Regions from separate parts of the Mus musculus genome. Here region 1 is linked to region 2. A link is a loop called in an ENCODE intact Hi-C map of the cell type or tissue named here. Cell type or tissue: gastrocnemius. All regions are shown on one strand. Links, peaks and the distances in the headings refer to the core of each region. The heading gives the core; the rest is flanking DNA. Region 1 has its middle 50 kb from the start of Cyp3a41b. Region 2 has its middle 42 kb from the start of Cyp3a44.

Region 1 (16,789 bases), core at 4,651-12,650, 130 kb after region 2:
CAGGTCCCACTGATATGCTCTGGCAAACGTCTTGCTCCTTTTCCTTGCCACGATGGGTCATTTTATATAGAAGCCTACATTCTTCACTTTATTATTGACTTTAGTATGCCATTTGACAGTAGGGGCAGGCTAATCTAGCTAAGGGCTTGGTAAATGATTCATGCTTAGTCTCTCTTCATATAGAGACTTCATTGTTTATGTTTTATTTCGCATCATATTTTTTCCTGAATTGGGGCAAGTATGCTGGTACATATATGCAGGTAAGAGTATAAATTGTGGAAGTTAGTTCTCCAATTCCAGGTTACTGCACTCATGTCATCAGGCATGGTTCAGGTTCCTTTATCTGTTGCGCCATCTCCTCAGCCCCTGCCAAGATTTTGGATAAAAGTGTGTATCAGATGACAGATTGTACCAGTCAGTTCTCTCTTTCCAACACATAGATCCCAGGGACTGAGCTGACCTCATCAGGTGCCTCTACCGTTGGACCATTTATTTTCTCCTTCCAGGAACTAGCTGTGTGCAAATCTTCAGACAGGGTCAGGACGTTTAGCCATTTGCCAGAATGTTGACAGTCATGCAGAGGGCATGTGGAGGCTCTCCCAGCTACAGTGAATTCAGGAATACAGAAGAAATCCTATCCAGCTATCCCCTCTGCTTCCTGACTCTCATGCTCTTCTTGTCCTGTCTTCCAGACTCCATGAGCTTTGGAGAAGTAGATACAAGCACCTCAGTTAAATTCTGTGTTTTAATATCAGTGTACCAAAACCAGGATCTACACTCTAGGCAGGTACCATAATACTGAGAAGCATCCCAACACCAGATATTGACATATACTAGTATTTTTAATATTTTATGTCTTTTTCAAGTCAGGGTTTATCTGTGTATAGCCCTGGTTGTCCAGAACTCGCTTTGTGAACCAGGCTGGCATTGAACTCAGGGATCTGCCTGCCTCTGGCTCTGGTGTACTGCAGAGGTATTGGAGATTCCTGGACCTGGTATTAGAGGTGATTGTGAGCTACCCAATGTAGGTGTTAGGATCCAAACTTAGGTCCTCTTCAAGAACAGCATGTGCTCTTAACTGTGGACTCATCGCTCCAGACCCTTGCAATATTTCAAATATGCAAATTCATAGAAAATGGTATAGGCAATTCTCACATATACACATCTAGATTTGCCAAATTTCCACTTATTATTTCTAAGTGTGGTGCCTTACAGAGCTGGTTTGTCTTGAAGTGGCTCATTGTGTCTTGAATGACATTAATTATCATTTTCCAAAGACTCCATTGAGTACATGGTCAGAATTCCTAAGCTGAACTGGGAACTCCTGTGACCATGTATTGTATAAGCAGAATGAGGGTCTTGAAGCATTGGGATCAAAGTCAGGGTGCGGCTCTCATGTCAGAACGTGGTACATCAGCTGTCTTCCCACCACAGGTTGTTTGATGGTCAAATGCCTCTCTTTGTCATCACGGACCCATAGATGATTAAGAATGTTCTAGTGAAGGAATGTTTTTCTGTCTTCACAAACCGGCGGGTAGGTCACATTGGTTTTTCATACATTCATATAAATATACATATATACGTACATGCACACGCACACACACCCGCACTTGCACAGGCACACACACACACACACACACACACACACACACACACACATATGAATATATATATTCATTTTACATCCTAATTGCAGCACACTTCCCGCTTTTCCTCCCAGTCCTACCCTTACTGATTCCTCCGCCCATAACCCCTTCCTCTTCTCCCCAGAGAAGGGGAAGTCCCCCTTGTGTACCACCTTCCCTGGGGCATCCACCAGCATCAGGACGAAGTGTATCTTCTCCCACTGAGGCACTACCAGGCAATCCAGATAGGGGGAGGAGTTCTAGTGGCTAGCAACTGATTCAGAGACAGTCCCAGCTCCAATTTTTAGGAGATCCACACAAAGACCAAGCTGCACACTGATGTGTAGGGAGCCTAAGTAAAGCCACTATAAGTAATTTGGTTGGTGATTCAGTCTCTGTGAGACCCCATGGTCCCAGGTTATTTGACTCTGTATGTCTTCTTTGGGGTCTCTGACCCTTCCAGCTTACACAATTCTATCCCTGACTCATTCACATGACTCCCCAAGTTGTAGATGATGTTTGGCTCAGGGTCTCTGTCTTAGTCAGGGTTTCTATTCCTGCACAAACATCATGACCAAAATGCAAGTTCAAAATGAATGGGATTATTAAGCTTACACTTTCCACATTGCTGTTCATCACCAAAGGAAGTCAGGACTGGAACTCAAGCAGGTCAGGAAGCAGGAGCTGAAGCACAGGCCATAGAGTGACAATCATTACTGGCTTGCTTCCCATGGCTTGCTCACCTTGCTTTCTTATAGAACCCAAGACTACCAGCCCATAGATGGTACCACCAACAAGTGCCCCTTCCTCTTGATCACTTATTAAGAAAAAGCCTTACAGCTGGATCTCATTGAGGCACCTCCCCAGCTGAAGCTCCTTTCTCTGTGATAACTCCATTTTGTGTTAAGTTGACACAAAACCAGTCAGTACAGCCTCTGCATCTGTTTTCATGTGTTGCTGGATGAAGCTTCTCAAGAGTCAGGTATGCTGGGTCTCTTCTAAAAGCAGAGTATCATTTCTAATATCACTTACACACTGATAAAACACACACACAAACAGACAGATATATGCAACACACACAGAGACACATGCATAGAGACAGACATAATGACATAACACAGGAAGGCAGACACACACAGATACTGTATACAGATAGACACATAGAGACAGACAGACATACAGAAAGACATACAGACAGGAAAACACACACACACATACCATACACACACACACACCAGCTAATTTCAATATGCCTTGGCTAGCTTAATAGTTTGGTACTTCTAATCTTTCCTGAGGCTAGCAAACATTCCATTCTGGTATTCCAGAGTTAACATTCTTTAAAATCAGTATTTCAACTCTGCTACTTCAGACCCAATTGGGAATGTGGTCACTAGAGCCACTTATCTGAATTCTTACATGGCTGACCTGTCCTATGCCCCTCTCAAGGTGATTTAGCTTCTTCCTCTCTTTCCAAGCCCAGGAATCCTAAAAGTCCTGCCTCTATCTGTTCTGTCCATGCATTGGCTGTTGGCATCTTTATTTACCAAATGGAGCCAACTGGGGGTAGAGTCCCTCAGTGTCTTATGTATAGGTACTCCTGTTAGCATTTTGGAGGATGAAAATTAGCGGTATAACACAAGAAACATTAGGCCAAACCCATACAATAGTGAAGTAATCCTTTAAAAAAAATACATATACTAAATACTTTGTGTCCGAGGCTTAGGGAGATGGCTTGATCATTGGGTAAAGGACCTGAGTTTGGATCCTCAGCATCCGCCAAAAGCTGGGCAGAGTAGCATTCATATGTGACTCTAGAGATGTATGTTAAAACAGCTAGATATCAGGGAATTGTATGCTAGTGACTCTAGCCAAATCAGAGACTTCTATATTCACAGAGAGACCTTGCCCAAAATATTCCATAGAGAGTTATAGGGAAAGATGCCTGACCTCTGGTCTCCACATGAGCACACTTGGGAATTTTTACCTGTAGTTTTATGGGAGGTCCTGCTTCTGAACCAACATAGGGCATGGTCACTTGGGGAGTCCGGATGTGGGAAGTTGACCATGCTTAGCCCATGCTGTAGCCAGGTGGGTGTTGAGTGGTAGAGCAGCCCTGGAACACCATTCCAGGGGTGAGAAAGGAAAGTCTGCGGTGTGGGACACCAAGAAGTGGCTCAAGGGTCCTCAAGCTTGCAAGGAAGCTGGAGCTGTCTGGGTCTCAGGCTCTTGGATATCCATGCACCACTTGAAACTGTGGACTAGCTCAGAATGGAGTGGGGGCCCCACAGGCTGGATCAATCCTGGGGCCACGTGTGGGGAAAAGAAAAGGGGGACCCTGGGGAGTAAGGGGAAGGGAAAACCACACCTCGCCAGAGTTTTACCTATTCTCTGGTCTGTCAGGCGTGGGAGGGCTGGATGTACCTTCCACTCATCCCTGGGTGGGAATCTAAGCCTCCGACCCATTCTGCACGGGGTGGTGGCAAGGGGCAGCCCTACCTGGGAGTCCCAGAGCTACTTTGCTAAAGCCACTGGGGTTATGGGAGAGAGGGATGAGGGAAGCGTGTCCCAACACTGATGAGAGTGAGTGCAGAGGATCTTGGCTGGAGCACAGGAAGGAATTCTAATGGGAGAGTAGAAACGGCTCATTAGGAGAAAGACTGTCCCGTTCTCCAAGCGCATTAGGCCTTGATGAGCACAGGCATTCTATGGTTTAAGAGCTTTATTGTAGAAAGGAAAGGAGGAAGAGAAAAGAGACAGAGAGACAGAGAGACAGAGAGGGACAGAGAGAGACAGAGAGAGAAGGCTAGAGAGATAGAGAGAGTAAGAGAGAGGAGAGAGGAGAGGAGAAGATAGGAGAGAAGTGAGAAGAGATGAGAGGAGAGGAAAAGACAAAGAGAGAGGAGAGGGGGTGAGAGTGAGGAGTAAGAGGGAGACAAGTAAGAGAGTGAGAAGTACGAGCATAAGATAGCGAGGTGGGGGCCTAACAGCCCCTTTTATGGTCTTTACTCTTGCTAGGTAACTGGGTAGGAGTTTAGCCTGAACTTCAGAAGCTTGGGCCATTTCCTATGTGACTTCTAGCCATGCTTCTCTTGTGGGGGCTGTGGGGGTGGTAACTTATGCAGGCTCCAGAGTTCCAGGAGCATAACGGAATGCCTAACATGTCATGAAGTTGAATTATCACCCTTTGGCGTTCAGAACTCAGCTCAAGTGGAGACTAGCCTGTCTTTGCATAGCCCAATTCCCCACAGCTAGGGGATAAAGGAGGGAGCTCTGTCTGGTCCACCAGGGAAAGTCTAGCTGAATTCTTGAGCTTAGGCTGGGTGGCACCCATATGTGAGAGCACAGAGAGAGTTTCTACAGGAGATTAGATGGTGGCTCTATAGGCAAAGGCCTTCTGCATGGCTCCCCATGGCAGATCCAAATAAAGAAAGGCAGTCCAAGGTTTTAAGACATTTATTATCAAAGCAGAAAGTGGATTATGAAACCATACCCCTCTTCTCAGGTGTGCCTAAGGTTAAATATATTTTGCAGAGAAGAGAGTCTGGGAAAGAATGCTTATTGGATAAACCCTCCAGGGCTTTTAGGTACCCCAATAAAATGAAGATCTCTCTTGAGCCCATGTGACCACAGGTCATGTCCTCTACATATGGAGAGGCTTGGGGCATTGCCCTTATATGACTGAGGCCACAAACCTATGGGAGCTACAACTAGTGACAGGGTCTTGATGCCCAGTAACCAGCGAAGTACCTACAGTCTTTTCATAGTTTCTGGAGCTTCAAGCATTAGTTCAACCAGGAACCAAGCTACCTTTCATGGTTCTACATGCACCAGCATTCATATGTACATACACACACCCACACACACACACCCACACACACGGAGAGAGAGAGAGAGAGAGAGAGAGAGAGAGAGAGAGAGAGAGAGAGAGTGAGAAGACATCCTCTTCACATTGCTCAAGTTGTAAATAGAGAGCTGGAGAACTTGTCTGATAAAAAATTAACTTTCTAACTTTTTCCAAGCCAAACTCCAACCACACAGCTCTAGAGATGGACTAAGGCCTGTTTTCACCTTATCCCCAACCCCTGGACATAATTTTCCAACCACAGAGAAATTTCCACTTAAAAGAATCCTGGAACATAAAGGGTTGAAACCACAATAGGAAGATGAGTACACAGATCATTTCTCATAGGCTGTGAGGCATTCTGAGGGTTCTTTTTTTCTTTTTTGACTCTAGGAATTTGGCCCAGTGGGAATAATGAGTAAAGCTATCTCAATATCTAAGGACGAGGAATGGAAGAGATATAGAGCTTTGCTGTCCCCCACATTCACCAGTGGAAGACTCAAGGAGGTGAGTGAAATTCTTTTAAGAGCAGCATGAGTTACTAGAGCCTCCATCCTAATTGTGGATGCTTCTCTGTTTTGTGTAGATGTTCCCTATCATTGAACAGTATGGAGACATTTTGGTAAAGTACTTGAGGCAAGAGGCAGAGAAAGGCAAGCCTGTTGCTATGAAAGAGTGAGTGCTGGTCCATCACTGTGGCTCTGGGAGAGGAGGGGAAATGGGTGCAGCTCACATTGTCCAGCTGCTTGTACTTGCCCCTTTAGACACTAGATGACATTATACACAGTTTAAAGGGAAGAAATGTGACAGTAAGAAGATTGCAGTGATAGAGGGTAGAATTACTGGGAAGGGCTTGGTCCATACTGAGGTGGCTTTGACTGTCTCCTGAGAGTTCTTTTACAGTCTCTGGCACCTGTTAAATTCCTATGCCTCTCTCTCCTCAGTGTATTAGGTGCTTACATCATGGATGTGATCACCAGCACATCATTTGGAGTGAATGTGAATTCCCTCAACAACCCAGAGGATTCCTTTGTGGAGAAAGCCAGAAAGATTTTAAGAGTTGATTTTTTTGATCCTTTGCTCTTCTCAGTTGGTGAGTAGACAGTTCTGGATCTTGATCATTGCTGTTGTCTGTGGCCTTGTTTGTCTTTCTGCATTTCTCTTCCTCAATTTCCCCCAAATAATCAGCTGTAGTGGTGTGTAGTTCACCTGTCATATAATTCATCGCCTAAAGGCACAGTTCAGTATTTTGAGAACATGTAGCCAGATTGCCTCCGTTTTCTAACTTCTTTTTTTTCTTTGAGACAGGGTCTCACCATGTACCTCTAGCTGGCCTGGATATAACTGTGTATAACAGGCTGGTCTTGAACTTACAGAGATCCCTGTACCACTGCCTCTTGAGGGATGCAATTACAGTGTGCAGCCCTGAGTCCCGGGTTTATTTTAGAATTATTTTTTGATAAACACTAATTAGTATAAATACAAATTGGACACTCTGTAAGTCCAGAACTCTCCATGGATTCAATAACATACATTCATAACATCTGTCTCAATTACACCCACTGCTAACTCTTACTTTTCACATTGCTTAGACACCCAATACATCTTCCTCCCAATTTCCTGTCCTTTTCTCTGCTTTGGTAGCTAGTCGAGTCCATTTGGTGCTGCATGCTAAGATTCTGACCAGTATTATTGGCTTGGTCTGCTGCAGGCAGTCAGTTCAAAAACGGGCCATGTCATGTCCACAATACAGCATTTCACAGTCCTAATTCCTTTCTCTGAATTAAGTTCCACATCCCTTTTCATGATCTTCCATGAGCCTTGATGTGTCGGGTGCTGATATAGACACGCCATTTAGGGCTAAGCACTCAACAGCTCCTTATTCTCTGTCTCTGATCTCTTTGGGATCAGCATTTACTGAAGGCACCCTGACCCTTAACCATGGTCAATCAAATAGGACTTTGTTCTAGCCATGTTGTAACTTTCAAGCAATATTGACCTAAGCAACAACCAGTTCACTTGCTCTGTATCTGTGTATTCTGGACATTAAACATCAATGGGATCATAGACTATCTTTTCTCTGTGACATGCCTCTTTTATTTAGCACAATATTTAATGGATCAAGTGTCACAATGTCCTGGGTCCATGAGTAATTTATTCTCCCTATCTGTTGATGGACATGGAAGTTAGTCTCACATGTTTGCCATGAATATCTCTGCCATGAGCCTTCATGAACAAGATTATGTTTAAATATTTAGTTTTATGTTTGGGGGTTATATTTAGAATCAGCATTGCTGAGTCAAAAAGTAACTGAATTTTTAATGTATTAAGCAAGTGGACATAAAATTTCTATAGTACCTGTGCTACTGTACACATAACTATCTGCGATAAACACAGGTCTTAGATGTTTTAATATATGATTTTAGATCTTCTTCCTTTCTGTCTCTGTCTCTGACTCGGTCTCTGTCTCTCTCTCTGTCTCTGTCTCTGTCTCTCTCTCTCTCTCTCTCTCTCTCTCTCTCTCTTTCTCTCTCTCTCTCTCTCTCTGTGTGTGTCTCTCTGTCTGTCTCTCTGTCTCTCCCTCAAATTTTAGGATCAGAGTTTTTTCTGTCTATTTTTGGGTATCCCAGAACTCACTCATAGAGGAGAAGTTGGAGTTTTAACAAGTTGGTTGAGAATAATCTAGAAATGAATCCTTAGCAATAGGGATAAAAGCTAGAACATCCTGCATTAGGACTGAAAAAAAAATTGGCATGGCGCTAGACCTGAACAAGGTCAAGACTGTCAGAACTCCAGTGAGGATGGGAGAGGATCTCTGTATGCAGTGCTCTTTGCTGAGGGTCAATTGGCAGTTCATAGCTGTAGATGGAGGGTGTGAAAATAGGTAGGTTTCCCATGACGCAACGGGTAGCCTCATAGCCATGCACATATGCACAACACTAGTTGGACTTAGTGGGTGACTAAGAAGAGGGCATGGAGTGTGGAGGAAGAAATGTTACAGACAGTATAGAAGGAATTGTTTGGAGCAAACACTGGGGTGGAGATGACCATATCTGATTGAGTATGAGTATGAAACTTCAATACAAAATAAAAATGATCAAAAGGGGGGATATTATTTTCATCTCTTTCAAAAACATTTTTAGAGAAAAAAGGTGCTTGTTTAAAATTTTATCTATTAGAATTTATTGTAAAATTGGATGATGTGGAAGCTAGATTCTTCCTAATTAGTCCACTCTTGCTTTTGTTCCTTAATGACTCTAACAACGATAGCCACAGTTGTGAATTTGAGGGAACCACCTTCTCAGAGGGAGAGAATTAATGTTCTGCACTTGTGGTCCACCTCTGACCTTTGAACTTACCATTGACCTTCCATTTTTGTAACCTCTCTTTCTGCTTCTAGCACCGAGTGGATTTTCTTCAGCTAATGATGAACGCTCATAATAATTCCAAAGACAAAGACTCTCATAAAGGTAAGCAAGCCCTTCCTGGTCTATAGACAAGGAAACTCTTGGGAAGCAGGTGGGTTGCTCAGAAAATATGCGAGGAGGTTTTTCTAGGTAGAGGGAAACCACTGTTGAGTTTCTGAAAGACAGACATGTCTATTATAAACATGGAATATTCTGGATTCACATGGGTAAAATTTCACTCCTAACATGAAGGATGGCCATGATGGACCTTTCCAGTGGTCTGTCTGTTACCTGGGTGAGCATATGTGCTGGTTGTATCTTTCCCAGCAAGAAATCTCTAAGCTCAGCCTAGATATCTGTGTCTAAACATCCAATCAGGGGCATGGACCCAAGTGGTGTTGAAGTTCTCTGGGACTCCCTGTTGAACATGTGTTCTCTAGCCTAATCCATGGAAAAGATAGACTTCATTGTGTGATGTGTAAGTAGCTTCTGGAGAAAGCCTCTTTGTACAAGTGGATTTGTCCTTTTCATTCTTTTAGGTATTTAAAATCACTCATAGTTGGACAGTGATGGAGCATGCCTTTAATCCTTGTACTTGGGAGGCAGAGGCAGGTGGATCTCTGTGAGTTCAAGGCCAACCTGGTCTACATCAGATTCCATGACAGGCACGGCTACACAGAAAAACCCTATCTCAAAAACACATAAAATTCTCACTTACAGATTTTTATCTTCTTTGTGTAGTACATGTATGTGCCAGAGTATGTTCATAAGTGCACACTTTTAGGTGTATGTACACAGAAAAGATGAAGGCATCCACCAGTGTCTTATCAATCCCTCTCTGACTCATTTCCTTGAGACAGGGTCTTTTTTTTAAGCCCACAACAAAGTTGACTACCAATAGGTCCCAACAATCCACAGTGTTGTGGTTAAAAGTATGTGCTGCCCCACCTGACTTTTTACATGGGGAGTGAGGACTCAAATTCCAGTTTTCCCATTGAGTCATTTTCTAGCCTCCCATATGTGGTTATTTTTTTAATTTATAATCATTATTATTATCATGACATTATCATTCCAGTTCCAGATTTTAGTCTATAGATGTGCACCAGTAACTAATGGAAAGGGAGTCTTCCATTCTTACCTATATGATTGTTTCCCATACACTCACTTGCTTATATGTAGTGTGTCCCCATGTTTAATATTTAAAGTGGCAGGTACTTTGTGTTTCAAGCCCTTTCCTATCTGCCCACTTGAAACCCTTTGATGTGATCAGCTAATTTCAAGTTCTTTTACAACTCCTCCTTCTTTTGCTACAGGCTCCTATGTAGCACAGGCTGATCCACATTCACAATGTGCCTGAGAATGACCTTTAACTCCTGAGACTACAGACATGTAGAATTTTTCCATCACTGGCTGTTTTCCTTCCTGTCAATCTTCCAGTGTAAACAAGAATATAGACATTGTCACACTTGATTCACAAAGTGCTGGGCACTGAACCCAAGGCTTCATGAACACTAGGGAAGTACCGCCATCTACTGACAACATCTCAGTCCTTCTGTTTAGTTTTTGTTTGCTAAAATAATTATTCACTTTTAAAATAGGCACCAATTGTGAATTTATAGTCCAGTTTCAGTTGAGTAGCAAGCACTTACACTAAATGGGAGGAAAAATTTGCAAACAATAGGATTAAAGCACTCATGATAGAAGATGTACTACTGCCTGTAACTCTATGTTTGTAGACTCCAATGCCATCTTATGGCCTCCCTGGACAAACACACATAAATAAATGAAAATTTAAAATATCTCAACCTATACAGGGGACCTTCTATAACTGCTTCTCTAGGGGTTTCTGACCTCCATGGACACCCTCCCCACACATGTGGCACCCTCCACATAGATACACACAAACAGAAATACTCATAAATTAAAATAAAATTTACAAACATGAAAATCCATATCTTGAAGCTGCCCACAGGGGATTGTGAGAGTCAGCAGAAACACTAGGACAACATGACTGAAGCTTTCTTCTCTTTTTCTGGATGTGTCATTTTGCTGTCATGGTGATGACAGTCTCAGTGTGACTGAAGAGCATTTCCATAGTGTGTCTAGGTAAATGAAAGCTCATTTGATTTTCTCCTCATCTCGTCTGTGATAGCACATCATGACTGACTTACATAAAATGGATTCTTACTTTCAGCCTTTTCTAACATGGAGATCACAGCCCAGTCAATTATCTTCATTTCTGCTGGGTATGAAACCACCAGTAGCACACTTTCCTTCACTTTGTATTGTTTGGCCACTCACCCTGACATCCAGAAGAAACTGCAGGAAGAGATCGAAAAGGCTCTGCCCAATAAGGTGAGATGATGGTGTAGAAGAGAAAAGGAGAAATCTCAACAAAAACACCGTTTGGTCACTTGCAGTGGTGTGTGTGTGTGTGTGTGTGTGTGTGTGTGTGTGTGTGTGTGTGTGTGTGTGTGTGTGTGAAAGAGAGAAAGCAACAGAGAGAGACAGAGACAGAGAGAGTCAGAGAGAAAGAGAGCAGAATGGAGAGAGTGTGTGTGAGAATCAGGGAGAGGGGGATAGAGAGAAAGTTTGTGTGTATATGTGTATGTGAGAGAGTGTGTGTCTGTGTGTGAGATAGAGAGAGAAATAGAGTCTCTGTGTGTGAGTGAGAGACAAACACTGTGTGAGTGAGGGGGAGTGTGTGTATGTTGTGTGTGGGGGTATATATGTATTTTTGTCTCTGTATGAACTTTGTGTGAGTGAGTGAGTAACCATTCACATCACTGAGCCAACCTTCCGATTCTGGTGATTTTTTTTCTTTACATATATGTATGTATGTATGCATGTATGTACATATATATGTACTTATATATGAGTATGAATGTATACATGTATGGCGGCATGTGTGCTGCAGCATGTGAGTGGAAGTCAATGGATAACCTGAAGGAATTTGTTCGCTCTTTCTGCTGCATGAGTTTTAAGAGTCCAAATCAGGTAAGTAGGCTCAATAGCAGGCACCTTTGCTCTCTGATCTGTCTGAGCAATCCTTCATAATTTGTAACAAGAGCACAGCACTGTTTTTTCCTAGAACCATTTAGAAATTATCATGAACATGACACAGATGGAGAAATGGGCAATAAAGACTCTCATGGCAATAGAAGGTTGTTGTGACACAGAGCTGTGCCTGGTGTGTCTGTTATCTAGAACCACAAGACTACCAAGCAAGCAACGTGCACACAACCTGTGTGATGTTAAAGATATGCATTTAACATATAACTCTCTAAAAGATTCTATGATACTGCTAGTTCTGCCATGTTGTCCCTGCTGAATACTGAGAGAGGCTAGCCTTGGCCTAGATTAATCCGCGTGGGTTGACTCAACTCTGTGCCATGATTTTCTCTATCTCTTTATGGTTATAGGAGAAAAAGCCAAAGTGTGAGCCTTGGTGTTTAAATCATCCCACGTCTCTATGTATATGTTTATGTGCATATGTGTGTGATAGGTCATAGACCTACATTGTATACATTTCTAAACCACTTTCCACCATGTTTTATGATACAGGATCTCTTACCAAACCTGGAGCTTATGGAATGGATTGGGTTGTCTAGCCAATGAGAACCAGGCAAAATCTGTCTCAGTCTACCTACTGCTGGGATTAGAAATGGGTGCCACTGTGTCAGGCTTTATAATGATTTGTATCTGAACTCTCATCCTTAGGTTTTCATAGTAGACACTTCCATAATTGAGCATCTTCCAGGCCTCCAGTGACAGTCATTCCATTTGTAAGGAGCTTGAGAGATGGTTAAGAACACTTGCTGCTCTGCCATAGGATCCATTCATATTTGAGTCCTAGCATGAAAATGACGTCTTTCAACTACTCTAACTCTGGTTGCAGGAGATCTGATGCCCTCTTTTTGCTTCGGTGGGCACTGTATTTATATGGTGTACATAAACATATACAAGCAAAATATCTACATATGTGAATTAAAACAATCTTAGAAACCTTTTAAAATGAATTGTAACTAAGTCCTTGAGCCTCTGAACTTGACTTTGAGGATGCTGAGAACTCAACACTAGACACAGTTGAAAATTAAATTAAAATTGCACCACAAATCTTTTTTCTTTCTTCCCAGGTACCTCCCACCTATGATAGTGTGATGGAGATGGAATACCTGGATGTGGTGCTTAATGAAACCCCCAGATTTTATCCCATTGTTACTAGACTTGAGAGAGTCTGTAAAAAAGATGTTGAACTCAATGGTGTGTATACCCCCAAAGGGTCAACGGTGATGATTCCATCTTATGCTCTTCATCATGCACTGGCCAGAGTCTGAAGAATTCCAACCTGAAAGGTACTAGAACCTTAGGAGGAGGAACCCACTCTGTCTTCTGCAAGCCTGTGGATACTATGATGTCTCTCATAGGAAGATGATCTAAGTATGATTTTACAAACATTTGCATTGTGTGAGGAGAATGGCAGAAAAAGAGAAGAAAAGAGAGGAGAGCGGAAGTGAGACTGGCAGAACGTCTGACTAATTACACACAGAATCTTTACCTCCTTCTTTCTCAAGTAGTTAATGACCCACTTAAGTGTGTGGCAGGAACCCATTTTTTCTCCAGTTAAAATAGTATGTATTTTCAGAGTTGGAATATAGCATCATCCCAAATGGATTTTTAGTGTTTAAAGGTATAGTTCATTTCTTGGTTCTTTTTCTTTTTTAACTGTCTCATCAATGGATAGTGAATTCTGGTCATTTTCACCTCACATTTCCCTGTCTCTTCTTCCTCACACTCATGTGGAATCCCTGTCTGTCTTCAACCTGTCTTATTCCTGTATTAACATATATTTGGATTTTGGTGACTTGTGAGTTTACTTAGGTTGTTTGCATAAGCATAGATGTATGGGTTATATCTTGGAGAATGATCAACTCACCAGTGGCTGCACCATTGAAGAAAAACTCCTCCATCGTCCACTAAGCATTTATTATCAACAGCTCCTTAGCAAGGTGGCATCTCATGAACTTTATTTCCCTCCCATAATGCAATTATGTTGTGTCTAGTCTTGTGTAGGTGTTCACAAGTGCTGTGAGTTCATAAGTGCAATGTTTTTGTCATATGCAGAAGATAGTACTTCCCAACATTCATTTTATGCCCTGTCACTGACATTTCTTCTTCCCCTCCTTCTGTGATGTTTCCTGATTCTGGGTGGGACTGAGCACTCCACCACCACTTATCAGCAGTATGACCAGTCATGAGTTTCTGTGCTGTTTCTCAGTGAAAACTAAAGCTTTTCTGACCAAAGCTGAGAACAGCACTAATTTTTGTGTGTAAAGATAAATATCAAAAAGGCATTTTGGTACCATGTTGACTTAGCAAAACATCACCACATTCTTCTCTATGATTTCTGCAGCCCTAGGACTTTTAACAAATTTTCAGTGCTAGGCATTAATTTCCCCTGAGAACTGGCTCTCTAACCAATCAGAAAAAGGTTGGTTTCCCCTACCCCATAATACCACTATCACACTAGTGTGTACCCAAACAATGATGCAGTTTTTCAAACGGCATTTATCTTATCCCAACCATATGGAAAATCTTATAAGGAAGGGGTATTGAAAGAAACTTTAGTGGAAAATTCTCAGAGTCAAATACCTGAAAGTAGAAATTCAATAAACCTTTCCCAAACTACCTGTGTGTTACTGGATAGATGTCAAAAGGAAACTTCACATGTGCAGCTCTTATGTTTTTATCCTCTGCAAACTAGTCATTTACTGTGCCTCCAGGTTCAGCAAGGAGAACAAGGGCAGCATTGATCCTTATGTATATATGCCCTTTGGAATTGGACCCAGGAACTGCATTGGCATGAGGTTTGCTCTCATGAATATGAAACTTGCTCTCACTAAAGTTCTGCAGAACTTTTCCTTCCAGCCTTGTCAGGAAACACAGGTAAGTGAGAAAACTATCGCTATATAGTGTTTTATAGGAGGCTTTTTCCAATTGAAGGTTCTGTATATAAAAATAATAATGAATGTTTGAGGTTTAATTATTTGTTTTCTGATCAAATGAGCTATTTCTCCTCGTGTTACCTAAGGAGCCTTTTATTTTATGTCTGTATAGAATGAAACTTAGCATTATGAAGAGTCAGAGTAGGCTAGCGAGACAAGATTCCATGCATTCCATTTAAAATTCTAGTCATGTCCTTTGGAGATTGGGTATGTCATGTACCTTTCAGAGGTATAATGGTCATACCTTAAATGTTTGTTTTTTGTTTCCCTCTCCTTTTAGAGCTCACAGAAGCCCTCTTCTCACATTCTTCTCAACTAGTATATGTACATTAGAGTTACCAAAGAGCTTTAAAACTCATACATGGGGTCTGGAATGATATCATTTGGCAAAATGCCTACTGGTTGTGAATAAATCTCTGTTTCTTGTCCACAGAAGTACATGAACAAGCTCTGGTAGTACATACCTGCAAGACCTTCACTCAGAAGATAGAGGCTAGAGGATCAGAATTTGAAGAAATTTTTGGTCAGTTAGTGAGTTTGAAGCCAACATGGGCCATGTGTCTCAAAAAGAAACCAGAAACTCAAGATACCTTGCAATTTCTGAAGTCCTAAAACATCTCACTCACAGAGTGGCTTTTAAAGCTCATTTCCGATTTCCCATGTCATGCCCAGCTGAGAATCATTATTCTAAAATAATGACAAGTGATTGGTCTCATTAGCTGGCTCAATAGTTAAGAGCACCTGCTGCTCTTGAAAACAACATGATTTCAGTCTCCAATACCCACATGGTGGCACACAACTATTTGTAAGTCCAGTTCTAGTGACTCTCATGGCCCACTCTGGCTTCTTGGTAATTCTCACATGGTATATATACAAAGTGCACAGAAAACACTCATAAATAAACTATAAGTCTTTAAAAAGTTGCTTATTATGGTGAATTTCACCTTATGGGACATCTTGTTGATTGTGGCTCATTTTTCAGCAACCCTGCTCTAAAAATAGGTAGTTGTCTATTTGCCCTTTTATTTTGCTCTCATACTGCAAGTTCTTTTTCACTCTCTAAATGAATCTTCCTCTTAGGTTTCTGTCCTTATTTACTACATGTTCAACTTTTGGTTCCTGCAGGCTGAATTATTCCTTCCACAAACTCTAAACAGTTTTTGAGGATAGTTTTCATATTGACAACCTGGTAAATGTTTGAAAGTATGGTTTACAGTTATAATATTATTTAGTAAAAACATTAATTTAAAAATTAGTACAATTTATGCAAATATTTAGTTGTACATCTTTTTTGTATGCCTCAATCCAAATCATGTGCATAGTACTTATAATTATAAAAAATAAAATAAGACATTTAGTAAAGTATTTACATTGCATTTTCCTCAATAACTTGTTCTAGTTTCATGTAAAAAGCATGGCTAATATTACATTACTTGTGTATTTAGAGTGTGTCCACTTTATTGGTTGGAATTTTTTTCTGGACAAAGGGACAGAAGTGTTTATTCTTTGATCTTTTCCTAAAGGCAGTTGTATAGCTTTATTTACTTACATCCTCACTTGTGGGGTAATGGGCTATGCACAGAAAGCCTGGTCTCCAGTTGATTTGAGGTCTTGAACCCCACTGAGACCTGGTGGTGGTAATCTCCACCTACATTAGACAGCAGGCATTTCCTAATGTCTCCTGGACCCCTGGATCCTGTCAAAGTTACTGCCCCCATATTCCCCACAGGAGAAGCTGTGGCTTTCAGCCACGTAGACAATGTCCCAAACTTCTGGCCTTCTGGCTAGTCTCCTCCACACAGTTACCTAGCAAAAGCAAGATAACAAGCCCACTACAAGAGGGGCTCTTTGACCCCTCCTTGCTCTCTCTCTAAGCTCACTTACTCTCTAAACTTTTACCTCTTTCTCCTT
Region 2 (16,789 bases), core at 4,777-12,776:
AATCTGTAGATTGCTTTTGGCAAGATAGCCATTTTTGAAATGTTGATCCTGCCAATCCATGAGCTTGGGAGATCTTTCCATCTTCTGAGATCTTCTTTAATTTCTTTCTTTAGAGACTTGAAGTTCTTATCATACAGATCTTTCACTTCCTTAGTTAGAGTCACGCCAAGGTATTTTATATTATTTGTGACTATTGAGAAGGGTGTTGTTTCCTTAATTTCTTTCTCAGCCTGTTTATCCTTTGTGTACAGAAAGGCCATTGACTTGTTTGAGTTAATTTTATATCCAGCTACTTCATTGAAGCTGTTTATCAGGCTTAGGAGTTCTCTGGTGGAATTTTTAGGGTCACTTATATATACTATCATATCATCTGCAAAAAGTGATATTTTGACTTCTTCCTTTCCAATTTGTATCCCCTTGATCTCCTTTTGTTGTCTAATTGCTCTGGCTAGGACTTCAAGTACTATGTTGAATAGGTAGGGCGAGAGTGGACAGCCTTGTCTAGTCCCTGATTTTAGTGGGATTGCTTCCAGCTTCTCACCATTTACTTTGATGTTGGCTACTGGTTTGCTGTAGACTGCTTTTATCATGTTTAGGTATGGGCCTTGAATTCCTGATCTTTCCAAGACTTTTATCCTGAATGGGTGTTGGATTTTGTCAAATGCTTTTTCCACATCTAACGAGGTGATCATGAGTTTTTGTCTTTGAGTTTGTTTATATAAGGATTACATTGATGGATTTCCGTATATTGAACCATCCCTGCATCCCTTGGATTAAAACTACTTGGTCAGGATGGATGATTGTTTTGATGTGTTCTTGGATTCGGTTAGCAAGAACTTTATTGAGGATTTTTGCATCGATATTCATAAGGGAAATTGCTTTGAAGTTCTCTATCTTTGTTGGATCTTTTTGTGGTTTAGGTATCAGAGTAATTGTGGCTTCATAGAATGAGTTGGGTAGAGTACCTTCCGTTTCTATTTTGTGGAATAGTTTGTGAAGAACTGGAATTAGGTCTTCTTTGAAAGTCTGATAGAACTCTGCACTAAACCCGTCGGGTCCTGGGCTTTTTTTGGCTGGGAGACTATTAATGACTGCTTCTATTTCTTTAGGGGATATAGGACTGTTGAGATCATTAACCTGATCTTGATTTAGCTTTGGTACCTGGTATCTGTCTAGAAACTTGTCCTTTTCATCCAGGTTTTCCAGTTTTGTTGAGTATAGCCTTTTGTAGAAGGATCTGATGGTGTTTTGTATTTCTTCAGGATCTGTTGTTATGTCTCCCTTTTCATTTCTGATTTTGTTAATTAGGATGCTTTCCCTGTGCCCCCTAGTGAGTCAGGCTAAGGGTTTAACTATCTTGTTGATTTTCTCAAAGAACCAGTTCCTTCATTGGTTGATTCTTTGAACAGTTCTTCTTGTTTCCACTTGGTTGATTTCACCCCTGAGTTTGATTATTTCCTGCTTTCTACTCCTCTTGGGTGAATTTGCTTCCTTTTTTTCTAGACCTTTTAGGTGTGTAGTCAAGCTGCTAATGTGTGCTCTCTCTAGTTTCCTTTTGGAGGCACTCAGAGCTATGAGTTTTCCTCTTAGGAATGCTTTCATTTTGTGCCATAGTTTTGGGTATGTTGTGGCTTCATTTTCATTAAACTCCAAAAAGTCCTTAATTTCTTTCTTTATTCCTTCCTTGACCAAGGTATCATTGAGAAGAGTGTTGTTCAGTTTCCACGTGAATGTTGGCTTTCTATTATTTATTTTGTTATTGAAGATCAGCCTTAGTCCATGGTGATCTGATAGGATGCATGGGACAATTTCAATATTTTTGTATATGTTGAGGCTTGTTTTGTGACCAATTATGCGGTCAATTTTAGAGAAGGTACCATGAGGTGCTGAGAAGAAGGTATATCCTTTTGTTTTAGGATAAAATGTTCTGTAGATATCTGTTAAGTCCATTTGTTTCATCACTTCTGTTAGTTTCACTGTGTCCCTGTTTAGTTTCTGTTTCCATGATCTGTCCGTTGGTGAAAGTGGTGTGTTGAAGTCTCCCACTATTATTGTGTGAGGTGCAATGTGTGCTTTGAGCTTTACTAAAGTTTCTTTAATGAATGTGGCTGCCCTTGTATTTGGAGCATAGATATTCAGAATTGAGAGTTGCTCTTGGAGTATTTTACCTTTGATGAGTATGAAGTGCCCCTCCTTGTCTTTTTCGATGACTTTGGGTTGGAAGTCAATCTTATCAGATATTAGGATGGCTACTCCAGCTTGTTCCTTCATACCATTTGCTTGGAAAGTTGTTTTCCATCCTTTCATTCTGAGGTAGTGTCTATCTTTTTCTCTGAGATAAGTTTCCTGTAAGCCGCAAAATGTTGGGTCTTGTTTGTGTAGCCAGTTTGTTAGTCTACGTCTTTTTATTGGGGTGTTGAGACCAGTGATATTAAGAGATATTAAGGAAAAGTAATTGTTGCTTCCTGTTATTTTTGTTGTTAAAGTTGGCATTCTGTTCTTGTGGCTTTCTTCTTTTAGTTTTGTTGAGGGATTATCTGCTTGTTTTTTCTAGGGTGTGGTTCCCGTCCTTGAATTGTTTTTTTTTTTTTTTCTGTTATTATTCTTTGAAGGGCTGGATTCGTGGAGAGATAATGGGTGAATTTAGTTTTGTCATGGAATACTTTGGTTTCTCCATCTATGGTAATTGAGAGTTTGGCTGGGTATAGTAGCCTGGGCTGGAATTTGTGTTCTTTTAGTGTCTGTATAACATCTGTCCAGGCTCTTCTGGCTTTCATCTCTGGTGAAAAATCTGGTGTAATTCTGATAGGCTTGCCTTTATATGTTACTTGACCTTTTTCCCTTACTGCTTTTAGTATTCTATCTTTATTTAGTGCATTTGATGTTCTGATTATTATGTGTCGGGAGGAATTTCTTTTTTTGGTCCAGTCTATTTGGAGTTCTGTAGGCTTCTTGTATGTTCATGGGCATCACTTTCTTTAGATTTGGGAAGTTTTCTTCAATAATTTTGTTGAAGATGTTTGCTGGTCCTTTGAGTTGAAAATCTTCATTCTCATCCACTCCTATCATCCGTAGGTTTGGTCTTCTCATTGTGTCCTGGATTTCCTGGATGTTTTGAGTTAGGATCTTTTTGCATTTTCCATTCTCTTTGATTGTTGTGCCGATGTTCTCTATGCACATATCTTCTGCACCTGAGATTCTCTCTTCCATCTCTTGTATTCTGTTGCTAATGCTGGCATGTATGGTTCCAGATTCCTTTCCTAGGGTTTCTATCTCCAGCGTTGCCTCACTTTGGGTTTTCTTTATTGTGTCTACTTCCCTTTTTAGGTCTAGTATGGTTTTGTTCATTTCCATCACCTGTTTGGATGTGTTTTCCTGTTTTTCCATAAGGACTTCTACCTGTTTGGTTGTGTTTTCCTGTTTTTCTTTAAGGACTTGTAACTCTTTAGCAGTGTTCTCCTGTATTTCTTTAATTGAGTTATTAAATTCCTTCTTTATGTCCTCTACCATCATCATGAGATAAGCTTTTGAATCCAGGTCTACCTTTTCAGATGTGTTAGGGTGCCCTGGACTGGGCAACGTGGGTGTTCTGGGTTCTGATGATGGTGAGTGGTCCTGGTTTCTGTTAGTAGGATTCTTACATTTACTTTTCGTCATCTGGCAATCTCTGGAGTTAGTTGTTATAGTTGTCTTTGTTTAGAGATTGTTCCTCTGGTGATTTTGTTACCCTCTAGCAGCAGACGTGGGAGACTTGCTCTCTCCTCTGAGTTTCAGTGGTCAGAGCAGTGTCTGCAGGCAAGCTCTCCTCTTTCAGGGAAGGTGCACAGTTATCTGGTGTTAGGACCTCCTCCTGGCTGAAGATGAAGGCCCAAAACAGGATCTTTCCCACAAGCTGTGTTGCTTTGGCCAGGAAGGTTGGAGGCTGTCTGGAGCCGAAGATGGAGCTGCCTCAGAAGCTCTCTGGCTCTCGCCTGTCCCAGAAACTGCTGGCTTCTGTATTCTTCACCCTCACCCGTGCAGCCTGCCCTCCACAGAGTCCCGGAGCCAAGGTGGCTCCCGCCGGGGCCTGAGGCAGAAAACTCTTGGGCCGGGCGGACCCCTGTGCTCTCACCAGGAAGGTGGCCGGTTGTCTGGAGCCGAAGATGGCGCCACCTCAGAAGCTCTCTGGCTCTTGCCTGTCCCAGAAACTGCTGGCCTCTGTATTCCACACCCTCTCCTTTGCAGCCTGCCCTCTGTGGAGTTCCGGAACCAAGGCGGCTCCCGCTGGAGCCTGAGGCAGAAACCTCTCTAGAATTATTATCAGATGCTTTAGTTGCCATATTTTATAATAAATGCTTCACAGAAAATGTAAATAAACACTTAGTTAAAAATCTTCATTTCAAGTCTTTTAATATTTGTTGAGAACTTCATAGAATACATTTTGATCACAATAATGCCTTTCCACAAAATCTTCCTAGATTCTATCTTATCTACTTTCCCACACACTTTACAATCTCTCTCACTATTTCAGACCAAAGCAAAGCAAAATAAAGCAAAGCAAAACAAAGCAAAGCAAAGCAAAACAAAACAAAACAAAACAAATTTGTGAAGTCCAGTTTGTATTGGAGGGCTATTCCTGGGTGTGAGGCCTACCCTAGAGTGAAGTTCCACCCAGTGTCACCCCATTGAAAAAAACTGATCTGTCCTCTGTCAGGAGCTCTCAGCTGACCATATCTCCTTTGCTAGAGGTACGAACTTGAACTCCTCTCAGCTAGAATTTTCTTTAGTTTGAGCTTGTGCAGAATGTGTCAATTTTGTCATAGCCTCTATGAGTTCATATGTGTGCCTGACATGTTTTGTCTGGAAGTGCTGTTTCCTTAAAGTCATCCACTACCTCTGTCTCTTACACTCTTTCTTCTTTCCATTTTTTTGTAAATCCCTGAGCTTTGAGGCAAGATGTATGATTTAGTCATCCTACATAGTTAGAGTTGTGCATTCCGATGTTTCTTTATGTTGAAAAGTTGTATGTTTCCTTGCTTACTACTGACTAGGGGGAGGCTAGGTATGGCAACATCAGGGGCGTCTGGTCTTCTCTGTGACTCGGAAGCAGGCAACTAGATGGAAGATGGTTTACATCTCGAATGGCCAGGTGTTGGACAGCAGGAATCATTCCCCATGGAGAGTGTCTTTCCTAACAGACTTCTTCTGGGGGAATAGCAGAATTTGTGGTTTTCTTTTTCAAAACTCTGCTTCAGCAAGATGTGAAGAAAAGAAGAGGCTACAAGAGCTCCTCTGATTCCAGATACGATGATGGAAGCAGGCCACCAGGAAACCCTCCAAGAAGAATGGATAGGGTCAGTCACCTTCGTGGCCCCAGCCCTCCTCCAATGGCTGGTGGATGAGAAAGGTAAATGTCTGCTCTGAGAAGCAGACAACTAGAAATACACACGTGTAGAAGGAAGCCATCAAGTGGTGAAGAGTGGCTCATGCAGGAGAAGTTGGTGTATGTCCAAAGAAGGATTGCTCTGTGTCCTCACAGATGAATGAGGTCATGCTGGTAATTCCCTCTGCACATACTGGCCTGACTGATACGCAGTTCTATACATGTATGTTTGTCTCCTTATCTTTTTTGTATAGTTTACTAAAGTATTGGTATAGTTTTAAGACAGAAATATTTCTAGCTTGCAAAACTTGATTGTTCATCTTTATATGATCATACCCAAAATCTTTGATCTGGAAGAAATAAAGGCCATGTATTTAGTCCTGGGAAAAAAAATAAGTGGAAAGTGCCTGGGAAGAAAAATAAAAACATTTGTTCCGATATTTTCAGATTTGACTTTAAGTGTGTCTATTGCTGATTTCTCAGCAGCTTCAAAATCAAGCTCAGCATCTCAAAGGACTTTAGTTAGCACATTTTAAAGGGGTTTTAGACTTTTGCTTTATTTTATGTGTGTAGGTGATTTTTGTGTATGTGTGTATGTGTACCACATGAGTACACTGCTCACAGAAGCCAAAAGAGGGCATCATGTCTCCTGTACCTAGAGTCAGAGCAGTTGAGAACGGCCCTTTGGTTGCTAGGACTCAAATATGAATGGATCCCGTGGAAGACTTACCCATTGTGCAGTTTCTCAAGCTCCTTACAAAGTGAAATAATTATCACCTGTGGCCTGGAAGATGTTCAATTAGTGAAGTTTCTATTATGCAAGCCTGAGGATATAAGTTCAGACACAAATCATTTATAAAGCTAGACAGAGTGTAACCCATCTATAATTCCAGCAGTATGTAGACTGAGACAGTGCATGCCTCTTGCTCATTGGCTAAAAAGCCTAGCCAAATGGATCACCTCCAGGTTTAGTGAGATATCCCATCTAAAGTCATGGTCGAAAGTGATTTAGAAATGTCTATAATGTAGCTCTATGACCTACACACACACACACACACACACACACACACACACACACACAAACACACATTTTTACAGAGAGAGAGACAGAGAGACAGAGAGAGAGAGAGAGTGTTTGGCTTATGATTTAGACAATAAGGCTCACACCCTGGCTTCTTTTATAACTATAAATATATAGGGGGAATCATGACACAGAGCTGAGTCAATCCACGCACCTCTATCAAGGCCCATTCTAGGATCTCTCGGGGTACAGCTGGTACACAGCATATCCAGCACTATCATTGAACAATTCAGAGATCTGACTGATAACTGCATATCTTTTACATCACTCAGAATGTGTGCATGTTGCTTAGTTGGTATTTCCTGGTCCTAGATAACAGACACACACCAGGCCCAGCCCTGTGTTACAGAAACCTCCTGTTGCCATGAGAAAATGTATTGCCCATGTCTCCTTTTGTTGCCGTTTATGATAACTTCTAAATGGTTCTGGGAAAAAACCAGTGCTTTTACTCCTGTTACAAGTTATCAAGTGCTACTCAGACAGCTCAGGGAGCAAAGTCACCTGCCTCTGAAACTACTAACCTGATTTGGACCCTTAAAACTCATGCAGCCGAAAGAGAGAACAAATTCCTTCAGATTATCATTTGACCTTAACACATATGCTGCAGCACACATGCCCCCATGTAGGAACTAAAAAGGGGCCTGAAGAAGAGGGGGAGGGAGGACCCATGTCCCACCAGAGTTCCACCTATGCTCTGGACAGGAGGATGCAGGAAGGCCAACAGATGCATTCACTCAGCCCTGGGTGGGCATCCAAACCTCTGACTCGCTCAACAGGGTGTGGAAAAGGGATAGCCCCGACATGGGAGACCCAGCACCACACCCTGTAGCCCTGGGGTTATGGGAGATAGGGATGAGGGAAGAGAGGTTCTCACACCTCAAGAGTGAGCACAGCCCTTATGAACAGAGACTGTCTATGGTTTTAGAGCTTTATTATAGAAAGGCAGAGAGAAAGAGAGAAGGGAGGAGAGAGAGGAGGGAAAGGCTAGAGAGAAAGAGAGTAAGAGCAAGAGGGAGAGAGGAGAGGAGAGGAGAGGAGAGGAGAGGAGAAGAGAGGAGAGGAGAAAAAGAGAGGAGTGAGAGAAGTGTGAGGTAAGAGAACAAAGGAAGGAGAGAGTGATGTTGGGCCAAGGATCCCCTCTTATGGTCTTTAGTGTAGCTAGGTAACTGGGGAAGAGTGTAGCCTGAAGGGCAGAAGCTTGGGGCATTTCATACATGACTGCTAGGCATGCTTCTCTTGTGGTGGCTGAGAGGGGTGGTAACTTAGACAGGAGCCAGAGTTCCAGGAGACATGAGAGAACTTCTTTTGTCCCATGTGGGTAAATTATGACCACTAGGTCCCAGGGTTCAAAATCTCAGCTCTACTGGAGACCAGACTGTCTGTGCATAGCCCAATGCCCCACACCCCCATACATATACACACACATATACATATATACTTACATAAATGCATACATACATACATACACATACATACATACATACATACATACATACATACATACATACGTACATACAAAAATGTAAAATAAAATCACTGGAATTTGAAAGATGGCTCGTGGTGTGCATGTTTGCTATGGAAGTGTAAGGACCTGAAATCTGATTCCTCTTAAATCCCAGATGTGTAACACATGCACATACACACTCACACATACACACATACACAATGCACACACACACACAAACACACACACCATCATGTAAATGCAGATCTGTAATCTCAGTCTTCTCACAGCAAAATGGAAGGTAGCAACTGAAGAGTCCCTAAATTCATGGGCTAGAGTGTTTGATGTATGCAGCAGTGGCAACAAAGAAACCCTGTGTAAAATTAGGAAAAAAAGGAAGGACCAACCCCAAAGTTGTCCTCTAACCTTCACACACACACACACACAAACACTCATATACAATCTTACAAGCATATACTCACATGCCCACTTACAAACACCTTAACACAGACATGTACACACACCAAACTTTTCAATTCCTCTGTCTCTCTCTCTCTGTATGTGTGTGTTTGTGTGTGTGTGTGTGTGTGTGTGTGTGTGTGTGTGTGCGTTGTGTCAAACACATACACAGATGTGGGGAGCGGGTCTGGCATTAGTCCCAAGATGGTGTCCAGGACTGCAGCCAAGTCTTATGACTTGCACCTGACTTCCTCATACACCCGAAAATAAGCCACATCCATTGTGAGAGCTGAGTAGGCACACCATGATGAAAGATCAGGCCATTTGACGAAAGCCAATGAACTGAGATTACTTGGACTGGCCTGGTGGTGTGTGGTTGAGGGGATATATAAGGGATTGTGGTCATACACAGAGAGAGAGATTCCTGCTTGCATGTTGAAATGTTCCTGAATAAACTGCTTTGAGAAGAAAGCTGTGTTGTCTCTCTTTTCTGCTGTTCAGAGACAGAAGCAATAAGTGGTGGCCCTTATGGGGACCCTTCTCTTCGTTCAGAACTCATCGCAGTCAGGGCAGCTAGCTGGTAAGTTCCCAGGATCATCAACAGCCACTGTGGGTCCCGGAGAGGTTGATCAGAGCAGTCCAAAATGAGAGGAGTGGGGATGGCATGGATGTTCCTGGTGTTGAGGATACTTCCCATGGTGATGACTGAAGATCCACATTGGGGAATCTTATCTGTGTTCCCAAACCCATGTCATTGACGCATTCGGCACGAGTGTTCCCTCGATTTTTCACATCTAATGCTTTGCTGCAGTTACCCTTTTTACCATGAGATGGGGAAATAGCGACTGTGCAGGAACCGATGCAGCTTTAGTTGAGGGAGTTGCTGTGCTTTCAAATGATTCAAAATATTTCTCAGAATAGTGGCTGCGTTCAAATGTATAATCAAACAGCAGCATGGCTTGACATGCCAATTAATAGTTTTACTAAAGCTAATGCCACATGGATTCAAGGGGTGTGGCCTGTCATTTTTTCCAAAGACAATGATACCATACCTCCCCAACCTAGATGGGCTCCCTTTTGCAAGGGTAGCTCTGATTCCCTTCTGCCATGGACTGGGTGTCAGTCTAGAAAGGCAGCTTGGGCTGTAAAGAAATATTTTACCTTTTCTCCTTATATTGGCACAGTCCATAATGGCTCATTTTCAGGATATAATTGGACCTATCAAAATCCAGCTCAAGTAGGAGCTAGTAATCCTTTTAATGTGTGTTTGTTGTATGGTGTGAATGGTAGTTGCACAGATCTTTCTCCTCTGAGTATGCTAGTGGGAGGGGCATGGGGTGATGCAAGTTTTTATTGGAATGAGTCTAGTGGGTTTGAAACCTCTGTATCTCAACTTGCTGGAGGGCGTAATGCTTCCTTTAAGGCTACACCTGTTTGTTTGTGGTCTCATTTTGTGTTTATTGTTTATAATGGTAGTTATGAGAATAATGTTGTTAATTGTAGTAGTGATATTTGTTATTATAGTATATGCTGGAATGTATCTGAATATCATTTAGCTGTTGTGACTAGGATGCCTCACTCTGTACCTTGGCCTGTTCAAGCTCCTTCTGCTATGTCTTTGTTTAGACCTAAGAGGGATTTTTGGCATTACTGCGGCCATTGTCACTGCTCCACCACAGCCATGGCTTCGGCCATATCCTTTACCTCTGTGGTACAAACAGCAGCAGCTGTGAATAATTTATCTGTGGGTGTTGCAGAAGCTTTGAATGTTCAGGGAAATATTATTAGCCAGCTGAAAGCAGGAATTTTGTTGCGGAATCAAAGGGTTGATTTAGTCCAGGAACAAGTGGATGTTTTGATGGAGTTAGCACAATTGGGTTGTGAGTGGAAATATCCGGGACTGTGTGTCACATCTATACCATTTGTGAATGCCAGTCGTGCTGCTCATTTATCCCACACTATATCCCAGTACCTTACAGGAAATTGGTCTCAGCATTTTGATGGATTAGTTCGGGAATTGAGACAATCCATAGTCCATATTAACTCAACCCATGTGGACACATACATGGTTGAAGGACTGGCCAGCTGGATCTATAGCTGTCTCCTGCTTGAAAGAGTATGCCAGAATTGGTGGACTTACCCTGTGTCTGATATTAATCAGCATCCTGGTCTTTTGGTGCATTTGCCGTATAAAGTTTCATCAGCTCAGAACCCAAGCCTTGATGATACAGGCTTTTGCAGCTCTGGAGACAGGACAGTCTCCTCAAGTGTGGCTTGGCATGCTAGAAAAGTAGTCAATGATGGGTAAGACTCCAACACAAGACAGGGATCAAACCAAAGCTGTTTGTCTCCTAATGACTGGTAAGAGGCATTGTCTCAGGGGGAAACCTAAGGCAGGCATTCTCTCTGTCAAAATAGAAAAAAGGGGGAGAAGTGGGGAGCGGGTGTGTTGGTAGTCTCAAGATGGCACTGGGGACTGCAGCCAAGTCTTATGCTTGCACCTGACTTCTTCATACACCCGAAAATAAGCCACATCCATCGTGAGAGCTGTGCAGGCACACCATGATGCAAGATCAGGCCATTTGACGAAGGCCAATGAACTGAGATTACTCAGACTGGGCTGATGGGGCGTTGACGAGGGGATATATAAGGGATTGTGGTCAAAGACAGAGACAGAGATTCCTGCTTGCATGTTGAAAGGTTCCTGAATAAACTGCTTTGAGAAGAATGCTGTGTCGTCGCTCTTTTCTGCTGGTCAGAGACAGAAGCGACACACACACAGACACACAGACACACACACACACACACACACACACACACACACACCATTGTGGGTGATAAGAAAGTGTTTTTGTTGATGCTTCTCTATTTCCCTCTTACACCATCCTCTTACCTTATTGGGCAAAGCCCTATCGTTCTCCCGCAGGTTCTTCTAGCTATCATGGTGAGCGAGCAGGGAATACAGGCCAAAGGAAAGTGTGCTGCTGGTGGGTTTGTAGGAAGCAAAAATAAACATAATTGACTGAGTTGTAATCTCCATGTTGCACATGCTGGAAGTAAGGAAACATTTCAAGTAAGTCATGTAAGGACAGACCTTCACAGAAGAGATAAGGAGAATATCATATGTCATGTCAGGATTGGACCCTCACAGAGCAGATGAGAAGAATATCATAATTATTTTAAGATGGACCATAAGAGAGGAAATGAGAAAAACATAAGTCATGTCAAGATGAACCATCGCAAAACAGATAAGATCATCATAAGTCATGTCAGGATGGATCATCACAGAGGAGATGAGAAAACCAAGAGTAATGTTAGGATGGACCATTACAGTGGATTTGAGAAAATCATAAGATATGTCAGGATGGACTCTCAGAGAGGAGATGAGGAGAAAATCATGACTCATCTCAGGATAGACTATCACACAGGAGATGAGAAAATCTTAAGTCATGTTAAGATGGACCATCACAGAGGAGATGAGAAGAAAACCATAAGTCATGTTAAAATGAACCATCACTGAGTAGATGAGGAGAATATCATAAGTCTTGTCAGAATGTACACTCACAGAGGAGTTAAGAGAAAATCAAATTTTTTGTTTACAAATTTTATTTTCAATTATGTTTATTTCAGAGTGTGTGTCTGTGTTGAGGGGTGGTATGTGGAAGAGGCCACTCATGGAGACCAGAAAATGGTATCTACTGTCTAAATAAAAAGTTACAGAAGGCTGTGCGCTATCAGAGTTAGGAGCTGGGTGATAAGTTATTTCTCTGCCAGGCAAATAAACCAATTCAAGATATATACATATGAATGAAATTTGCAGGTTAATGTAAAGATGCTCCCAGGCTGTCTCCAAAAGAAGGAGAACATAGAATTTGCAAAGTGAAGAGAAACAGAGTTGAGGGGAAGAGTAGAGAAAAAGCCCATGCAGACAGAGGAAGAAAGCAAGTGGGGGGATAAAACTGACTGGAATAATAGAGGGAACTTCTGGGGAAGGCGACCCATCCCCGGTGCTACAAAATTCAAGGTTAGGGACAGGTAAGCCAGGAAGAAAATGAGGGAAGCTAGAAAAATCTGAAGGCCTGGTCAGCTTTGGTATATAAAATGCACAACTTATTCCCTTGCCTTAAGATCTGAAACCAAACATCCAAGGCTTTTCTTGGTAACAAATGAGTAATGTCTGATAAGCTATTTCTTTGCAAGCCAAGTGAGCCAGTACAAGCCAGATTACAGTATACATGGGTAGATTTATTGCTATGAGGAGGAGAAAGAGGGGAGGGTGAAGAGAAGGAGAGAAAGGGAGAAAGAGTACACATGTAGAGAGAGGGAAAGAAGGAGAGAGAGAAGGATAAAGAGAAGGATGCACAAGAAGACCAAAATACCTGATCATGTAGGGGAGAGCCTCTGGGAGAAGGGGTGGAAAGATCAGAATTGTGAGTAGGGTATGCTAGATAGCAACTGAGAGATGCTGGGAGAAACTAGAGGCCATGTCTGCTTTGATATGTAATATATGCACCTCAGTACCCTGTCCCAGAATCTAAAACCAAACACTGGACACTGAACTCCAGTCTGCTGCTAAAAGTTAAGATGTTTTGTTAATTCTATTTATTCACATGTCTGTGTTTGTACAGGAGTCCTTAGAGGTCAGAAGATGGCACTGGATCCCACAGTGATAGAGTTAAGGCATTTGCACTTCTTCTGCCATGCATGCTGTGATTCTTTGATTTGTAGATTTTTTCTCAATTAGTGCAATTCCTTGCTCTTACACTGAATATGGCCTATAAACCCACAATCAGTGGGTATCTTTAAAATCAATATCTAATTTAGCAAATTGTTAGCAATCAGACTCCTGCAAAGCCATCCCTATGGGCCCAGTGACAACAGGATGAGGCATCACTAGCTGCTGAGGAGAGACCCATTCCCACAGTTGCTTCCTGTCCCATACCCTCATCCTGTGAATATGCTATGCCCCTGATAAAACTCATCTTCCACACTCCTTTCTTTTTCTTCCACATTCATCCAGAGGTCCCCTCTCTATCCCCTCTTCTGACTTCCCTGAATGAACCTTCGTAGTGATACCTGTTGCACTGTGTGACCTTATGAATCAAGCCATTTAGATCCAATGTTTGGTGCTGAGACTCAAATAGTATATTCCAGAGTTTGTGTGACTTCCTGCGGGTTGAGGTTCCATGCTAGGACCCTATCGTCAATCCACATGATACATGCTTACTTTCTGACATCTGATCCATACATTTCTGCATCTAACACCAACTGATGGTGAGTATCCCATTCCTGGTCGGTGAACACACTTTCCTAGACCTCATGGAGTAACCACTGAATGTCCAGAACTCTAGTGGCTCTGGGAGTTGACGTACTACTAGATACAGTCTTTAGGCTATGGCCAGCCCTTTTTATTGACCCTCACTATGGAAATCAGTAGTTGTGTCATCCTTCTACTGTCACGGCTCCTGTTTTCTAGTAAATCCTAGTACTGAGTGAACCATGTTTCCTTGGACACATTGCTTTCAGCCTGGTAGAGCACCATGACAATGTGGCTGGCCAGTTTGTTTCTACTTGTTCTAGTTCTACCTGTGCTCTTAGGATGCCTTGGGCTCAGACATGTGACTCTTCTCCTCACCCATGGGAAGTGCATCTATACTGGAATGCCTCTTGGAGAAACTCAGACCTAGCACCTGATTTAAAGTCTTCTAAGCATATTTCAGCTGGACTTGGCCATAATATCTCTCAGATAATGTGTCTAAATGGCCACCTAATGCTACTTTCAATTCCATTATATGAGATCTTTACAATCATTACCAGAAACTCAGTAAATGGAAGAAGGTTCCCTTGTAAAGCAAAACCAAGATCATTTTCAATGAAACTCTATTTTGTATGAGACAAGGAGCTGAACTCCAATTCCAGGAAGAAAATCACAAATCCATCTGAGCAAATATTCTATGACAACTCTCCCACCCCCACTTAGCAACAGCTAGTCAAGCTACAACAGCCAGATCAAGGTACATAGAGATAACCTAAGACATCCTGCAGAGAACAGTTAACCTGATCATCCTGTCTGTGAGGACAAGTTCAGCTCCTGCAGATTAAGCCAGAAATGAAGTTTGAAAAATACTAACTTGCTGACCCATACTGAAATTCCCCAGCATGCTGTAATCATAATAAATACCCTGCACCTCTAAACTCCAGCCTTCACTCTGGCCTGCTGTGACAGGGATCATGGGAAACCTTGCAAGCAAGCTCGTAATGGAGACTCCATACATAATTGCATTGGAATTGATCTTTGGGTCCCTCCAATTAGGGTTTAACAAGCTAAGTTCACCTTTTAAATCTTATCTTTGCTCTAAACCTTTTATCTGTTCTTCCTGTTCCTCCTCTCAAGTTTTTCTAGCTATGAAATTTCACCCAAATGAAAGACAGGAATCCTATATTTCTAAATCTTCGACTTTGGTTAAAGAATTTTGTCATTACACTTTTTTTTTACTCAATTGTATATTCTAATCTTCCATAATAGTTAGATAGATAGTTAGACAGACAGACTGACAGACAGACAGACAGACAGACAGACAGACAGACAGACAGACAGATCAGCAATGGAACTATAATACCCCAGCTGGCATTATAGTTAGAGAAATAAGTTATAACTTATTTCCTTGTCAGATATCACACATATCACTGGAGACATCCATTATGGTTAACATTTATTAGGAGCAGTCTTATATCCATGTGCTCACAGAAAACCCCTTGGAGATAATAGCTGTGGGGAATTGCAGGCTGGTCCCCAGTGGAGATGAGGTCTGAACCCGGATTCACCTACATGACATGGTAGGTTTTCTCTCATGCTGCTGGAACTCTGGCCCCTGCCTAAGGTACCACCTCCCACAGCCCCCACAAGAGAAGCATGGTCAGTAGTCACATAGACAATGGCCAAAGATTCTGACCTTCAGACTAAACTCCTCCCCAGAATCTAGGGACAGTAAAGTCCATCAAAAGGTTGTTTGGCCCCCACCTTGCTCTCTTCTCTTACTCCTTTGTTTCTTTACCTCTCATTCCTCTCACTTCTCCCACCCCTTTCCTTTCTCTTTGTCTTCTTTCTTCTCTCTCCGCTCTCCTCTCCCCACTCTCTCTTTCTACCTTCCTCTTTCTCCCTGCATTTCTATAATAAAGCTCTTAAACCATAGTCTCTGCTCCATCAAGATATGCTGTACCACCTTCACAGGTTTTGGGAATCTCTTCCCCCATCCCTCTCTCCTATAGCCCCGGGGTCCCTGGTCGGGGGATACCCCTTTTCCACCCCTTGCCGAGTGGAGTCAGACACTTAGAGGCACACTGAAGCCGAATGGAAAGCATCTGGGAGCTCTGCCTGCATCTGCCAGCCCAGAGCCCAGTAACTCTCGTCAGACATTTGGCCCCTTTCCCTTGACCTTTTTCTCCAGGGCCAACCTCAGGACCTCCCAGCTTTTTTTTGTTTCCAACAAATAGCCATGTCTTAAGCAACTCAACAGAAGTATTTCTCTACTTAGAAAACCCTCCATATATATTTTCTAAACAACCAGCACACAAGATAAACAAGGAAGGTCTTGGTTACCTTTATGAGACTCATTGTCTTTGGTATTATCATGAGCATTTATCATCAGATGAAGAAAGTCCACTTGGTGCTGGAAATGGAAAGAGAAGTTGGAAAACTGGAAGGTCAATGGTAAGGTTAGAGGTCAGAGCTGGATCAGGAGTGCAGAAGCTTAATTCTCTCCTTTCTGAGAACTTATCTTTCTTAAATTCACAAGTGTGTCTACACTTGTTTGAGTCATCAAGGAACAAAAGCAGGAATGTCTAAACCAGGAAGCATCCAGATTCCACATCAGCTACTGTTACAGTAAATTTTAAAAGATACATATTGGGCTTAGTCTGCTACTGCTATGTGTTCAAATGCTAAATACTAGCCCCAAGATCTGGTTGCCCCTAATCAGGTAATCCTCCTATACCCCAAGTGATACTATGTAAACCTTGCTCCCCAAATCAACTGTCCAATAAAAGGCCAAAACCTGTGAAGGACAGTAAAGAGAGAAAAAGGGATTTGAGGATCAAGTGACGGGTCCCAATAGATAAGCAAACTTTATATGCCCCAGTACAGGGGAATGCCAGGGCCAAAAAATGGGAATGGCTGGGTAGGGAAGTGGGGGGGGGTATGGGGGACATTTGGGTTAGCATTGGAAATGTAATTGAGGAAAATACGTAATAAAATAAATATATATAAAAAAAGAAGTTCAAGATAAAAAAAGAAAGAAAGAAAGAAAGAAAGAAAGAAAGAAAGAAAGAAAGAAAGAAAGAAAGAAAGAAGAAAGAAAGACAGTAGGAAGAGAAGAAGAGGAGGTTGGCAGGAGAGGAGAGGGGCCAGGAGAAATAGCAAGTAACAAGGGACATATGCTGGCAT

What was found. Hi-C counts contacts between places; a loop is a spot of excess contacts. Peaks named below come from ENCODE experiments on the same cell type or tissue, not always from the same donor. Only the 100,000 strongest peaks of a DNase experiment are listed, where the experiment ranks them.
Region 1: it touches region 2 in a loop (2.0-fold over the local background); 27 of 42 quality-filtered maps call a loop at or near these places.

Annotation. Positions count from the first base shown.
Region 1 is chr5:145,626,069-145,642,857 of GRCm38, reverse strand. It overlaps the pseudogene Cyp3a63-ps. Among named protein-coding and RNA genes, the nearest start is that of Cyp3a41b, 50 kb to the right of the region's middle. In gastrocnemius, for the core only: no CTCF peak of the experiment used is centred there; no DNase peak of the experiment used is centred there.
Region 2 is chr5:145,755,157-145,771,945 of GRCm38, reverse strand. It overlaps the pseudogene Selenok-ps2. Among named protein-coding and RNA genes, the nearest start is that of Cyp3a44, 42 kb to the left of the region's middle. In gastrocnemius, for the core only: no CTCF peak of the experiment used is centred there; a DNase peak (open chromatin) is centred at 8,561.